3 separate regions of the Homo sapiens genome follow, and all the other regions are linked to region 2. Evidence: chromatin contacts called from ENCODE Hi-C or POLR2A ChIA-PET data. All regions are on one chromosome and are shown on one strand. Each heading gives the region's core, a stretch centred on a gene start or an enhancer-like site at or near the end of the contact. The rest is flanking DNA. Distances are from core to core; before and after follow the strand shown. Region 1 overlaps NMT1 (N-myristoyltransferase 1). Region 2 holds the start of CCDC43 (coiled-coil domain containing 43). Region 3 holds the start of ACBD4 (acyl-CoA binding domain containing 4).

Region 1 (4,469 bases), core at 859-3,358, 390 kb after region 2:
GCACTGCACTCCAGGCTGGCAACAGAGCAAGACTCCGTCTCAAAACAAAACAAAAAAAGAGGCCAGGCACGGTGGCTTACGCCTGTAATCCTAGCACTTTGAGCGGCTGAGGCAGGCAGATCACCTGAAGTCAGGAGTTCAAGACCAGCCTGACCAACATGGCGAGACCTCATCTCTACTAAAAATACACAGATTAGCTGGGTATGGTGGTATGTGCCTGTATTCCCAGCTACCCAGGAGGCTGAGGCAGAAGAATCACTGGAACCTGTGATGAGGAGGCTGCAGTGAGCCAAGATTGTGCCATTGTACTCCAGCCTGGGTGACAGAGCGAGACTCCATCTCAAAAACAAAAAACATGAATCAAGAAACAAACAAAAAATGATGCCAGATTCCTGGAGAAGGATTAGCCTGGCTTCTGTGGGGTCCTCTAGTTTTGTTTTCCCTTAGTCCAAATTGAGGCCATTCTTCTGTGAAGTGGCGTTGGCTTGCTAGGATGCTTTTTGAAGTTCTACTCTCAAGGCCTCTGAGCTTGGTTCCCTATGAATAATTAAAATTATTATAATTACCATGAAAGCTAACTGGAGTGGGCTCCTTGGAAGTCTGGTTTTGCTGAATTGGTTGTCTTCTGTTTGGGGGTGTTGACTGTAAGACTATGTGTACTCATAATGTGTCCTCACGGATGGGGCTCAATACTTGGTAGCTCAGTGAAAATGACTCATTAAAGAAAAAAAAAAAAAAGTGGCCAGGCACGGTGGCTCATGCCTGTAATCCTAGTACTTTGGGAAGCTGAGGCAGGTGAATCACCTGAGGTCAGGAGTTTGAGACCAGACTGACCAACTTGGTGAGACCCTGTCTCTACTAAAAATACAAAAATTAGCTGGGTGTGATGGCACATGCTTATAATCCCAACTACTTGGGAAGCTGAGGCAGGAGAATCCCTTGAACCTAGGAGGCGGAGGCTGCAGTGAGCTGAGATCGTGCCATTGCACTCCAGCCTGGGCAACAAGAGTGAAACTCTGTCTCAAAAAAAAAAAAAGAAAAGAAAAAACAACTTCCCTGTGTTCTTCAGCCGTGTGCTTGATGTACAAGTTGAAACAGGATTTTTGCTCAGTAACTGGCTGCTTGTACAAATTCAAGCCAATATAAAGAAAATGAAATTTGCTCTCTGATTTTAGTTTCGGTCTTGGAGATTTCTAGATACTTGTATTGGCAATGCATAAAGCAGAACAAGAGTTCAGCCCAAGATCCTTCCACAAAAATTGGGTTCATGAGGTGATAGCTACATGGAAGTATCTCCGCTAAATAGGAAGAACAAAGGCAGGAAGGTAGTTTTTACAGTGATTTTGCATATTTGTAAAGACTTTTAAAGTTGGAAGAAGTAATTATTTTCCCCATGTGAAATTATGTTTAGTAAGTATCCAGTTGGTTAATCTACAGCAGTTCTTCACCTTACCTTTTTGATTCTTTCTTTTGTAGAATTATAAAAAGTTATTCTTATGGTAATTCATATTACCATAATTTGTTCCATAAGCTGTTATGGAACCAGCTAATTTGTGGTTATGGACCAGATAATTTGTTCCATAAGCTGTTATGAATAAGAATTTATATTATAAATTGTATCCAACAATGGGACACTGCTTTGTCTCCTAATATCAGCCAGGTCTTGTTTGTTTGTTTTTTGAGATGGAGTTTTGATCTTCTTACCCAGGCTGTAGTATAGTGGTGCAATCTTGGCTTACCACAATCTTCACCTCCCAGGTTCAAGTGATTCTCCTGCCTCAGCCTCCCGAGTAGCTGGGATTACAGGCATGTGCCACCACGCCCGGCTAATTTTGTATTTTTAGTAGAGACAGGGTTTCTCCTTATTGGTCAGGCTGGTCTCGAACTCCCGACCTCAGGTGATCCGCCTGCCTTGGCCTCCCAAAGTGCTGAGATTACAGGCGTGAGCCACCGCACCCAGCCTATGAGCCAGTTTTTAAATCTTATAATGCTTCACGTAATCCTGAGACTGAAGTGAAAATATCTGGAGTAGGAAAACCACAGAGTTGTCCTAGGCTGCAGATGGTCCTGTGTGCAATAACAAAATTGAGTTACTAAGAAGAAGAAGTTATCTTTAGGCCATAAATGACTTTATGGTTTCTGTTGTTTGCCATGGCCTTGGGGGTTTTGCTGAGCATCTGGTTTTAAGGAAGTTACCTTATTTCCCCTTTGAATGTTCTCAGTCTTCCTTCCATGTTAATGCCTTCTGGGTCTCATTAATATCATACCAAGTAGGTGTACTTGCATCTAGACTTCATGACCTTATGCTTGGACTAAAGGAACCTTCAGACTTAACTGGATCTCTCCCTGTCACAGTCTTTCTGCATCAGGGGCACTGAGAGGCCCGGCCAGATGGAAGCTGTGGGAGGCAAGAGTGGACAGCGTAAGTGGGAAATGAGGGTGATAGGCCTAGGGAAAAATTGGGCTTGATACCTTCCAAGTTAAGAAGCCGCTGTTACTCTAGGATTTCAAGCATGGGGGGGACACATGGAAAGCCATTTTCACAGAGGTGAGTCCCACAGCTATATAGAGTTCAGGTGATGCAGAAAGATTGTGAAGGCAAAGAGATCCAGAAAAGGCTGGAGGTAACTTAAGTCCAAGGGTAAGGTCATGAAGTCTGGATGTGAGCATTCCTCCCAGGAACAGGAAGAGATAGGAGAATCTGAAGACATTCTGTGAAGAGAATTGGCAGCATGTGATTTCAGATCACTTTCTCCCTGTATATATATATATACACAGTATCTGTCTGTGAGATGATAGTAATATTCATAATAACTCCGAGGCATTTTGAGACCCTGAAGTCTTTCTGAATTATAAATTGTATTTAACATAATGTTAATGGAAAATTGTATTTTATATTGTTTTAATTCTTGGGGGTTTTGGTGTTTTTTTGTTTGTTTGTTTGTTTGTTTTGAGACAGTGTCTGGCTGTATTGCCCAGGCTGGAGTATAGTTGTGCGATTTTAGCTCACTGCAGGCTCCTCCTCCCAGGCTTCAAGCCAACCTCTCAACTCAGCCTCCCCAGTAGTTGGGACTACAAGTGTGCACCACCACACCTGGCTAATTTTTGGATTTGTGTTAGAGACGGGGTTTCGCCATGTTGCCCAGGCTGGTCTCAAACTCCTGAGCTCAAGTGATCCGCCTGCCTTTTCCTCCCAAAGTGTTGGGATTACAGGCATGACCCACCATGCTGGACCTTTCAATTATTTGAAAATTGATTGTCTAAAATATACAGTTAAAATTACCTCTGTGTTTAGCTGATTCTACAGATTAGGATTCACTGTACTCAGGTTGGACTCCTAATTTTGACTTTTCTTTTTTTCTTTTCTTTTCTTTTTCTTTTTTTTTTTTTCCCCAAGATGGAGTCTTGCTCTGTCGCCCAGAGCTGGAGTGCAATGGCATGATATTGGCTCACTGCAACCACAGCCTCCCGGGTTCAAGCAGTTCTCCTGCCTCAGCCTCCCAAGTAGCTGGGATTACAGGCGCATGCCTCCACGCCTGGCTAATTTTGTATTTTTAGTAGAGACGGGGTTTCACCATGTGGGTCAGGCTGGTCTCGAACTCCTGACCTCATGATCTGTCTGCCGCGGCTTCCCAAAGTGCTGGGATTACAGGCATAAGCCACCGCGCCCAGCCAATTTTGACTTTTCAGTGTGGCTAAGAGGCTGAGCATGGTGGCTCACACCTGTAATCCCAGCACTTTGGGAGTTCAAGGCAGCAGGATCACTCAAACCTAGAATTTGAGACCAGCCTGGGTAACATAGGGAGACCCCTGTCTCTATTTTTTAATTTAATAAAACATTAATGAGGCTAAGAAACTTTTTGCTTCATTCATGGGGTGTGTCATGTAGGGGAAAGCAGCACAAGGAAGTCCCCTTGATCACGTGCACACATGCACACGTGCATACACACAGACATGTTTCTTTTATTTATTTATTTATTTTTATTTTTTGAGACGGAGTCTCGCTCTGTCGCCCAGGCTGGAGTGCAGTGGCGCAATCTCGGCTCACTGCAAGCTCCGCCTCCCAGGTTCACGCCATTCTCCTACCTCAGCCTCCCAAGTAGCTGGGACTATAGGCGCCTGCCACCACGCCTGGCTAATTTTTTGTATTTTTAGTAGAGACGGTGTTTTACCATTTAGCCAGAATGGTCTCAATCTCCTGACCTAGTGATCCGCCCGCCTCGGCCTCCCAAAATACTGGGATTACAGGCGTGAGCCACTGCGCCCGGCCACATGTTTCTTGTAATCTCTCCATGGCAGGAGTAACTGGGTGCTATTGTTGTTTTAGTTTCCCAAGATTCCTAATGCTGGGTTTTGCCAGTGGTGATCCCTCAGTCTGAGCTTGCCGACAGTTGTCCTCAATCCTGCAGATCTGGTTTAGGCATTTCTTTTTTTTTTCCCTTTTTTTTTTGAGACGGAGTTTCGCTCTT
Region 2 (4,291 bases), core at 1,295-3,794:
CAGGAGTTTGAGACCAGCCTGGTCAACATGGTGAAACCCCATCTCTACTAAAAATATAAAAATTAGCCAGGCATGGTGGCATATGCCTGTAATCCCAGCTACTCGGGAGGCTGAGAATCACCTGAACCCAGGAGGCAGAGGTTACAGTGAGCCGAGATTTTGCTACTGCACTCCAGCCTGGGTGACAGAGTGAGACTTTGTCTCAAAAAATAAAACATAAAACATAAAAAAAAAAGTTAGCCAGGCATGATATGTGATGGCAGGTGCCTGTAGTCCTAGCTACTTGGGAGGCTGATGAGAGGGGATTGCTTGAGTCCAGTCGTTCAAGGCTACAGTGAGTTATGATCACATTACTATAACAGAGCGAGACTCTCTTAAAAAAAAAAAAAGGCAAACTAATGTCTACCTTTATCAACAGAAACAGCTCCAAATAATGATGGACTGATCAAGAAGCTGGTACCAAGAAGTCTCAAAGTTATTTCAACAGCTTCATGGAGTGTTTAGAAACTTCCCAGCTGTAAATAAAAACTACCTTAAATTGCTTGCCTCCTACTCTTTCTCCCTATAATCTGTAATGTTGTGGTCCAAAAAAAGAATTGATTCCACTGTCTTGTATTTCCAGTGAACTTCCAAGCTTCCTCACAGGCTGTGTTAAAGTTTTCCCATTTATAAGCCAATCTTGCCAGAAGAGGCTCTGGAACTCAAATGGGTTACTGCCAGAAGAATCTGGGACAGCTGCACTAGTGTTATATTTCAACCATGTACCCAATCTATGAACTGCTTCCACCAAATGTGAGTGATTTTTTCCTAGCACTTGTTTCCGCTTTCACAAAACACTTTTGGATTTGAAAATGTTTCTGCCTTCTACCCTTTTAAAAAAATGAGATATGAATATGTACATTTATATCTATATATATTTATACTAATTTTTTTTTCTTTGAGACAGGGTCACTCTGTCACCCAAGCTGGAGTGCAGTGGCACAATCACGGCTCACTGCAGCCACAGCCTCCTAGGCTCAAGTGATCCTCCCACTTCAGACTTCTGAGTAGCTGGGACTACAGGTATGCGCCACCATACCTGGCTAATTTTTTAAATTTTTTTGTAGAGACAGGGTCTTGCTATGTTGCCCAGTGTGGTGTGGAACTCTTGGCCTCAAGCAATCCTCCCACCTCAGCCTCCCAAAGTGGTGAGATTACAAACATGAGCCACTGTGCCCCACCTCATGGTACATTTTGATTCTATTACTAGCCTTTCAAAATTGGTTTTGAGAATAACAAAGAACCCATTTTTCTAACCTGTCCATTGTAATAAATGCCAGAGGATAAAGCCTTTGATGGACAGACAGGTGGCTCTCACAGTAGCAATCAGGTATCCAGGATCTCCTCTAATCCATGAATGCAGAGACAACTCTAGCTTCTACAGCATTTAGTGATGATTCAAGTAAATTTTATTTTTAAGCTTGTATTTAAAAGGAAACAATTTGTTAGACAGCCACAGGTAGCACCTACAACCAATTTAATCTGTAATAACCAGTCTAATAAGTGTGTATGTTGGAGGTGTGGGAAGTGAAGATGAAGGCAGCAGAAATGATCAGGTTGAAAAAGTGGACATCTGGGTGACTTACTATGTAAACATAGCTTAAAGTACACATTTCTGAATACCTTGCTTCTAACAGGCTAAGGACTAAGTTTCTCTCTCTTCGTTAAAGCTCTGATCTCTCTCATACCCTCCTTCCCACCACCAATGATTACTGTAAATACTGTAATGGATCAAGCACGACGTTTGCTTCAGTTCTGCGTGGGCATGAAAAGACTTCTACCACCAGCTTACCTTTTATGGACTCCTACATCCATATAAGAATCAAAAGGGCACTTCCTGCAGGCTTCTGTCATGGGACAGCCCTGGGAACTGCCTTGTAATAGGCACAGACCTCCCAAGAGCATTTTAATACCCCCAGTGAACACTGTAAACGGATGGAAATGGAATTGGTCGTCAGATATTTATGATAACATTCCCATTCTGACATTTCAATGCCTTCGGAAGAACCCTCCTCGGCTCACTCACAAGCATCGGAGAGGGCCTTGTCCCCAAGAATACGAGAAAGCCCTTCCTCTCTGTGTACCTGCAGCTTTCAGGCTTCCCACACCTGGTTGGGGAGCAACCTCCTTCCCCCGCCGCCCAGATATCAGAGGAGTATACCTCTCCCAGGTGAGACCACTGAGCCTCTGGGATACCCGGTAGGGGAGGGAGGGTGCAAAGTACTGACAGGTCCTCAGATGCTGGCCAGAGGCTGAAGGAATGTGTCCAGGCTACTCACCAGGAAAGCAGAGAGGATCCCCTGCAGAGCGTCCAGCTTCTCTTCTTCCTCCTCCTCCTGCAGGATACCCAAGATGTAGGCTCCATAAACGGCTCGGTCCACTCCCAGTGCCTCCAACCGTCCGTCCAGCCAGGAGCCAAAGCCGCCGCCTCCGCCATCGCCTTCGCCAGGGGCTATCGCGGCCACTTCGCTGGGCGCCGCCATCTTGGGGTCAGGGTCCTGCAAGCCCCTAGGGCGCCTACCGCAGTGCCTGACGGGCCGCGCCGCAGGTCCACCGCGCATGCCTGAAGAGGAAGCCCAGGCCCGTAAGTGCAAAGAGCGCAGCCGTGTCGGCCGGCTTGAGAGTTTTGTGCTTTCTAGATGAAGCGCGTCTTCGCATACGTGCGGTCGCGTGATCTCACAAGATGCTTGGCATGTGAGTATTCTTAACAGACTCATTCTACAGTTCGGGAAGTTGAGAGAGGTGCAGTAATTTGGCCAAAGTCACGCGGCTAATAACTACCCAGGACTGGAGCTCAGCGTGGATGCCATCGCTTCCTCCACCCGACCGAGCTGCCTTCCCCGCGCTTTCGGGGGATGCTGGCCGCCCACTCCCACACAGCTGTCTGGCAAGAACCTCCTGACAGCCTGGAATACCCTCGTCGTCGCTACCGACGGCTACCACCTTCACCTGTACAAGCCCTTCCCTGTCAAAGTAAAGGTTGCAGAAAACCTTCCCTGATTCCATGGTAGGCACTCAGTAAATAAACAGGCAACCTCAAGTTATTTCTTCCACTCATTGATTCAACGCGTGCACGGGACTATTCTTTGAGAAGCGTACCCCACCCTCTGCTAGGCACTGTGCCAAAAGCTTTTCATGCATTATCTCTTGTAATCCTCCCTACAGCCCTGTGGGGAGATGCTTTTATTGTCCACATTTTAAAGATAAGGAGACAGGCCGGGCGCCATGTCTCACGCCTGTAATCCCAACAGTTTGGGAAGCCGAGGCGGGTGGATCACCTGAGGTCAGGAGTTCGAGACCAGCCTGGCCGACATGGTGAAACCCCGTCTCTAGTAAAAATACAAAAATAAGGCCGGGCACGGTGGCTCACTCCCGTAATCCCAGCACTTTGGAAGGCCAAAGTGGGCAGCTCACCTGAGGTCTGGAGTTCGAGACTAGCCTGACCAAAATGGAGAACCCCCGTCTCTACTAAAAATACAAAATTAGCCGGGCGTGGTGGGACATGCCTGTAATCCCAGCTACGTGGGAGGCTGAGGCAGGAGAATCGCTTGAACCCAGGAGGCGGAGGTTGCGGTGAGCAGAGATCGTGCCATTGCACTCCAGCCTGGGCAACAAGAGCGAAATTCCGTCTCAAAACAAACAACAACAACAACAAAAGCCAGGTGTGGTGGCGCGGGCCTGTAATCCCAGCTACTCAGAATCGCTGGAACCCGGAAGGCGGAGGTTGCAGTGAGCCAAGATCGCGCCGCTGCACTCCAGCCTGAGCGACAGTGAGACTCCATCTCAAAAACAAACAAACAAACGAACAAACAAAATCACTAAAGATAAGGAGACAGATATGGAGAGAGTCACACAACTAGAGGGCGCCTAACCAGTGGCAAGAACTCTTCTTTGGCAGAGTTATGAGAGCTTCAGCTGACGTCAAAACACCTGGCTCTGGGCTGGAATGAATTACCCAAGAATTTGGTTGGCTTTAGCTGAAGTGCAGAGGAAGCTGGCAAGGTCCTGGCTAACTCCTTCCTCAAATATGTACTGAGTACCTTCAGTATGGCATTGTTGCTGGCACTGAAAACACAAAAATGAATGTCACAAAATATATGTCCTCAGGGGTTTTTAATCCATTAGGAACAGACATGTTTAAACAAATGATGACAATATAGTGATATAAATGTTTTAATGGAGCTTTATCTAGCGGAGATTGCAGTAGGATGCCTAGAAGATTGAGTTAACTTTACCTGTTGGAGTGGAGTTG
Region 3 (3,699 bases), core at 1,200-3,699, 450 kb after region 2:
GGTGTGCACTTACTATTTATATGCAAGCACCAGAGTGCGTGCGCGAAGTGGGGGACGTCCAGGTGGCAGCGTTTCTGCGGCCGGTGGCCTGGGTCCGGCAGAGACATGGGCGCACACCGCCACTTTGCGGCGGCCAGCGGCGTGGCATCCTACAGAGAGGCTAGTGCTCAGGGCCTGATTTGCCACCTACTTGCCCTGCTCTACCCCATCCTCAGATCTCCCAGGCCCAGAGATTCTGCACACTGGCTTGGGTCCCTACGCCACTCTGGGGTCCTGAATTTTCTTTTTTTTTTTTTTTTTTTTTTTTTTTTTGAGACGGAGTCTCGCTCCGTCGCCCAGGCTGGAGTGCAGTGGCGGGATCTCGGCTCACTGCAAGCTCCGCCTCCCGGGTTCACGCCATTCTCCTGCCTCAGCCTCCCAAGTAGCTGGGACTACAGGCGCCCGCCACTACGCCCGGCTAATTTTTTGTATTTTTAGTAGAGACGGGGTTTCACCGTTTTAGCCGGGATGGTCTCGATCTCCTGACCTCGTGATCCGCCCGCCTCGGCCTCCCAAAGTGCTGGGATTACAGGCGTGAGCCACCGCGCCCGGCCCTGAATTTTCTTCTTGATTATCGTATTCGCCTTTGTGCTTTTGATCCTGCCGTTCCTTCCTCCAGAAACAACCTTCCTTATTCTCCTGGTTTACCCTTTTGTTATTCTTGTTGTTGGATAGGCTAAGTCTACATTTCTTTTAATTGTTATGGACACTTAATAGTTGCAGAGAATTATGGAGAGGCATGTAATGTTTTGATACAGGTATAAAATGTGTAATGATCAAATCAAGGTAATTGAAGTAACCATCACCTCAAGCATTTATCATTCCTTTGTATTAGGAACATTCCAATTCCGCTTTTAGTTATTTGTATTTGTATTTTATTTGTTTATTAGAGACAAGGTCTCACTACTTGGTTGCCCAGGGTGGAGTGCAGTGGCATGATCATAGCTCACTGCAGCCTCAAAGCAATTCTCTTGCCTTGGCCTCCCAAAGTGTTGGGACTACAGGCCTGAGCCACCACTTCCCGCCCAGTTATTTTGAAATATACAATAAATTGGCCGGATGCGGTGGCTCACGCCTGTAATCCCAGCACTTTGGGAGGCAGAGGTGGGATGATCACTTGAGGCCAGGTATTGAATGAAGACCAGCCTGGGCAACATAATGAGACTTCTGCCTCTACAAAAATTGTTTTTAAAATAATTAATTTAAAAAGATACAATAGGCCGGGCGCGGTGGCTCACGCCTGTAATCCCAACACTTTGGGAGGCCGAGGTCGGCGGATCACGAGGTCAGGAGATCGAGACCATCCTGGCTAATATGGTGAAACCCCGTCTCTACTAAAAAATACAAAAAATTAGCTGGGCGTGGTGGCGAGCGCCTGTAATCCCAGTTGCTCGGGAGGCTGAGGCAGGAGAATGGCGTGAACCCGGGAGGCGGAGATTGCAGTGAGCCGAGATCACGCCACTGCACTCCAGCCCGGGAGAGAGTGAGACTCCGTCTCAAAAAAATAAATAAATAAAATAAAATAAACAAAATAAAAAGATACAATAAATTATTGGTAACTATAATCGTTGTATTGTGCTACCGAACACTGGATCTCATTCATTCTAACTGTATTTTTGTACCCATTTCCCCCCCTCCCCAGTACCCTTCCCAGCCTCTGGTAACCATCATTCTGCGATGTCCATTTTGCTTACTCTTTTTTTTTTTTTGAGATGGAGTCTCACTCTCGCCCAGGCTGGAGTGCAGTGGGGCAATCTTGGCTCACTGCAATCTCCACCTCCCGGGTTCAAGCGATTCTCCTGCCTCAGCCTCCCGTGTAGCTGGGATTACAGGCGCGCGCCACCACGCCCGGCTAATTTGTGTATTTTTAGTAGAGATGGGGTTTCACTATGTTGGCCCGGCTGGTCTCGAACTCCTGACCTCAGGTGATCCGCCCGCCTTGGCCTCCCAAAGTTCTGGGATTACAGGCATGAGCCACCGTGCCCGACCATCTTCCAAAACTGAGCTGTGATGTCCTTCCTCTAGAACACCTGACCACAGGACATGACTTTTTTTAATCCCCAGTGCCTAAGTGTCTAGAGAGCTGAGTGGGTTGCCTCGGATCGGCCAGGCCTGGATATCAGCGAACAGATGCGGATTTCCACCAGGGGGCGCTAGGACGCCACGACCTTTCACTATGTGCACCAGGGGGCGCTGCCGCCCGCCTTGGCCATCCCGGGCTGGGAAGTCCGACCCTTCGATTAAGCCCCGCCTGATTGGGAAAGGCTCTGAGAAACTATTTGCATGATCTTGAAAGAGCTGTGCTGAATGGTTGAGGTAGGTAAGCCGAATGTGAAACAGGCTCTCTCATTGGCCTAAATTCCCCCCCTCGATCTGCGTCGCCATCCCGGCCCTGCTGGACCCCGGGGTCAGTAGGAAGCCGCGGGGTGGTGGCGAGAGAGGACCCAGGTGTCCTGGCAGTGGGCGCCGCGGGGCACACGCTGGGCCAAGGTGCAGGCGGCCAGGGTGGGAGACTGTTCGCCCCGCCCTGAGTACTCCTATCTTGTTTCTCCACCTGTTCGGGAGTTGGAGATGTGCACCTAAAGGAGGCGCATCTGGGGACGGACACATCTGGCACTGAGGCCCTCGCCACCTGCCTCGCCACCTGGCGACCCTGACCCCACCACACTGCCTTGAGGTAGGAAAAGGAGGCTCCTCAACCACAACTTCTGACCTCCCAGGGTGTCTGAGGCCTCTAAAGAGCTTAGTTTGCCCCTCTGGGAAGTGAATCCTTGGCTTATGGTGCCGGGGGGACCCTGGAGGCCCCCTCACACGAAGGCTGCTTCTTGCAGAGTCGCTCAAAAGTAGGGCCCCAGGGCTCGCAGCAGCATGGGCACCGAGAAAGAAAGCCCAGAGCCCGACTGCCAGAAACAGTTCCAGGCTGCAGTGAGCGTCATCCAGAACCTGCCCAAGAACGGTGAGGCTGCGGGGACTCGCATTTGGACTCGCATTCAGGACGCCTGGGGTCTGACTCTGAAGAAAGAATGGTCCTGATCACTGCAGTTTTTGCAGACAAGCCCCTGCCTGGGCTGTCCTGGGGGTTCCCTCCGCTTCCTATCCTAGTCCAGATGCCCTGGGTGGGACCCATCACCACCTCTGCCCTTTCCAAGCAGGGTTCTCCCGCCCCTCCGCCCCTTGGAGCTGGGAGTGATGCTTTGCCCTGGCTTCCCAACTCTCTGCCCAGGTTCTTACCGCCCCTCCTATGAAGAGATGCTGCGATTCTACAGTTACTACAAGCAGGCCACCATGGGGCCCTGCCTGGTCCCCCGGCCCGGGTTCTGGGACCCCATTGGACGATATAAGTGGTGAGCTCCCTGCTGGCTGGGCAGACAAGCCTCAGCTGTCAAGCAGCCCTCTCACAGCCCTCTGCCCCCAGGGACGCCTGGAACAGTCTGGGCAAGATGAGCAGGGAGGAGGCCATGTCTGCCTACATCACTGAAATGAAACTGGTGGCACAGAAGGTAAGGGCTGCAGGTTCTCTGTCCCCAGGCTCCTGGCCAGGTGGCCTCACCCTTCCAGTTCTGACCCCCACTACGTTTCCTACACATGGACCCCCTCATGGGAATCACCACCTTCATGTTACCCCCAACCCTGCCTATCTTTGGCCCCTGACTGGGCACA

The links. Hi-C counts contacts between places; a loop is a spot of excess contacts on that map. ChIA-PET counts read pairs that join two places held with the same protein, here RNA polymerase II (POLR2A). Pooled maps may share reads with other maps.
Region 1: a pooled map shows a loop between it and region 2 (2.7-fold over the local background). The contact joins the enhancer-like site here to the promoter of CCDC43 in region 2. A Hi-C loop is called at or near these places in 1 of 37 single-sample maps with no recorded cell type and 9 of 50 pooled maps. POLR2A ChIA-PET finds 5 or more read pairs at or near these places in 1 of 52 experiments (HEK293).
Region 3: a pooled map shows a loop between it and region 2 (5-fold over the local background). The contact joins the promoter of ACBD4 here to the promoter of CCDC43 in region 2. A Hi-C loop is called at or near these places in 7 of 50 pooled maps. POLR2A ChIA-PET finds 5 or more read pairs at or near these places in 2 of 52 experiments (activated CD4-positive, alpha-beta T cell and activated T-cell).

The regions. Positions count from the first base shown.
Region 1 is chr17:45,075,728-45,080,196 of GRCh38, forward strand. All of the region lies in intron 1 of NMT1 (N-myristoyltransferase 1), which reads left to right. Among named protein-coding and RNA genes, the nearest start is that of NMT1, 17 kb to the left of the region's middle. Within about 2 kb of position 2,109, at least 3 of the 41 ENCODE cell types and tissues checked have a DNase peak (open chromatin) inside an H3K27ac peak, as active enhancers do.
Region 2 is chr17:44,687,232-44,691,522 of GRCh38, forward strand. It overlaps CCDC43 (coiled-coil domain containing 43), which reads right to left and starts at 2,545. Exons shown (of 5, transcript NM_144609.3): 1 at 2,319-2,545. The coding sequence starts at 2,522. It overlaps LOC105371792 (a long non-coding RNA gene), which reads left to right. Exons shown (of 4, transcript XR_007065769.1): 2 at 623-792; 3 at 947-1,062; 4 at 1,710-1,782. It overlaps LOC124904010 (a long non-coding RNA gene), which reads left to right and starts at 2,550. Exons shown (of 2, transcript XR_007065770.1): 1 at 2,550-2,623; 2 at 2,764-3,079. RefSeq lists enhancers at 2,278-2,867, 2,536-2,675.
Region 3 is chr17:45,133,238-45,136,936 of GRCh38, forward strand. It overlaps ACBD4 (acyl-CoA binding domain containing 4), which reads left to right and starts at 2,450. Exons shown (of 10, transcript NM_001135705.3): 1 at 2,450-2,716; 2 at 2,871-2,995; 3 at 3,263-3,383; 4 at 3,455-3,539. The coding sequence starts at 2,908. RefSeq lists an enhancer at 2-71.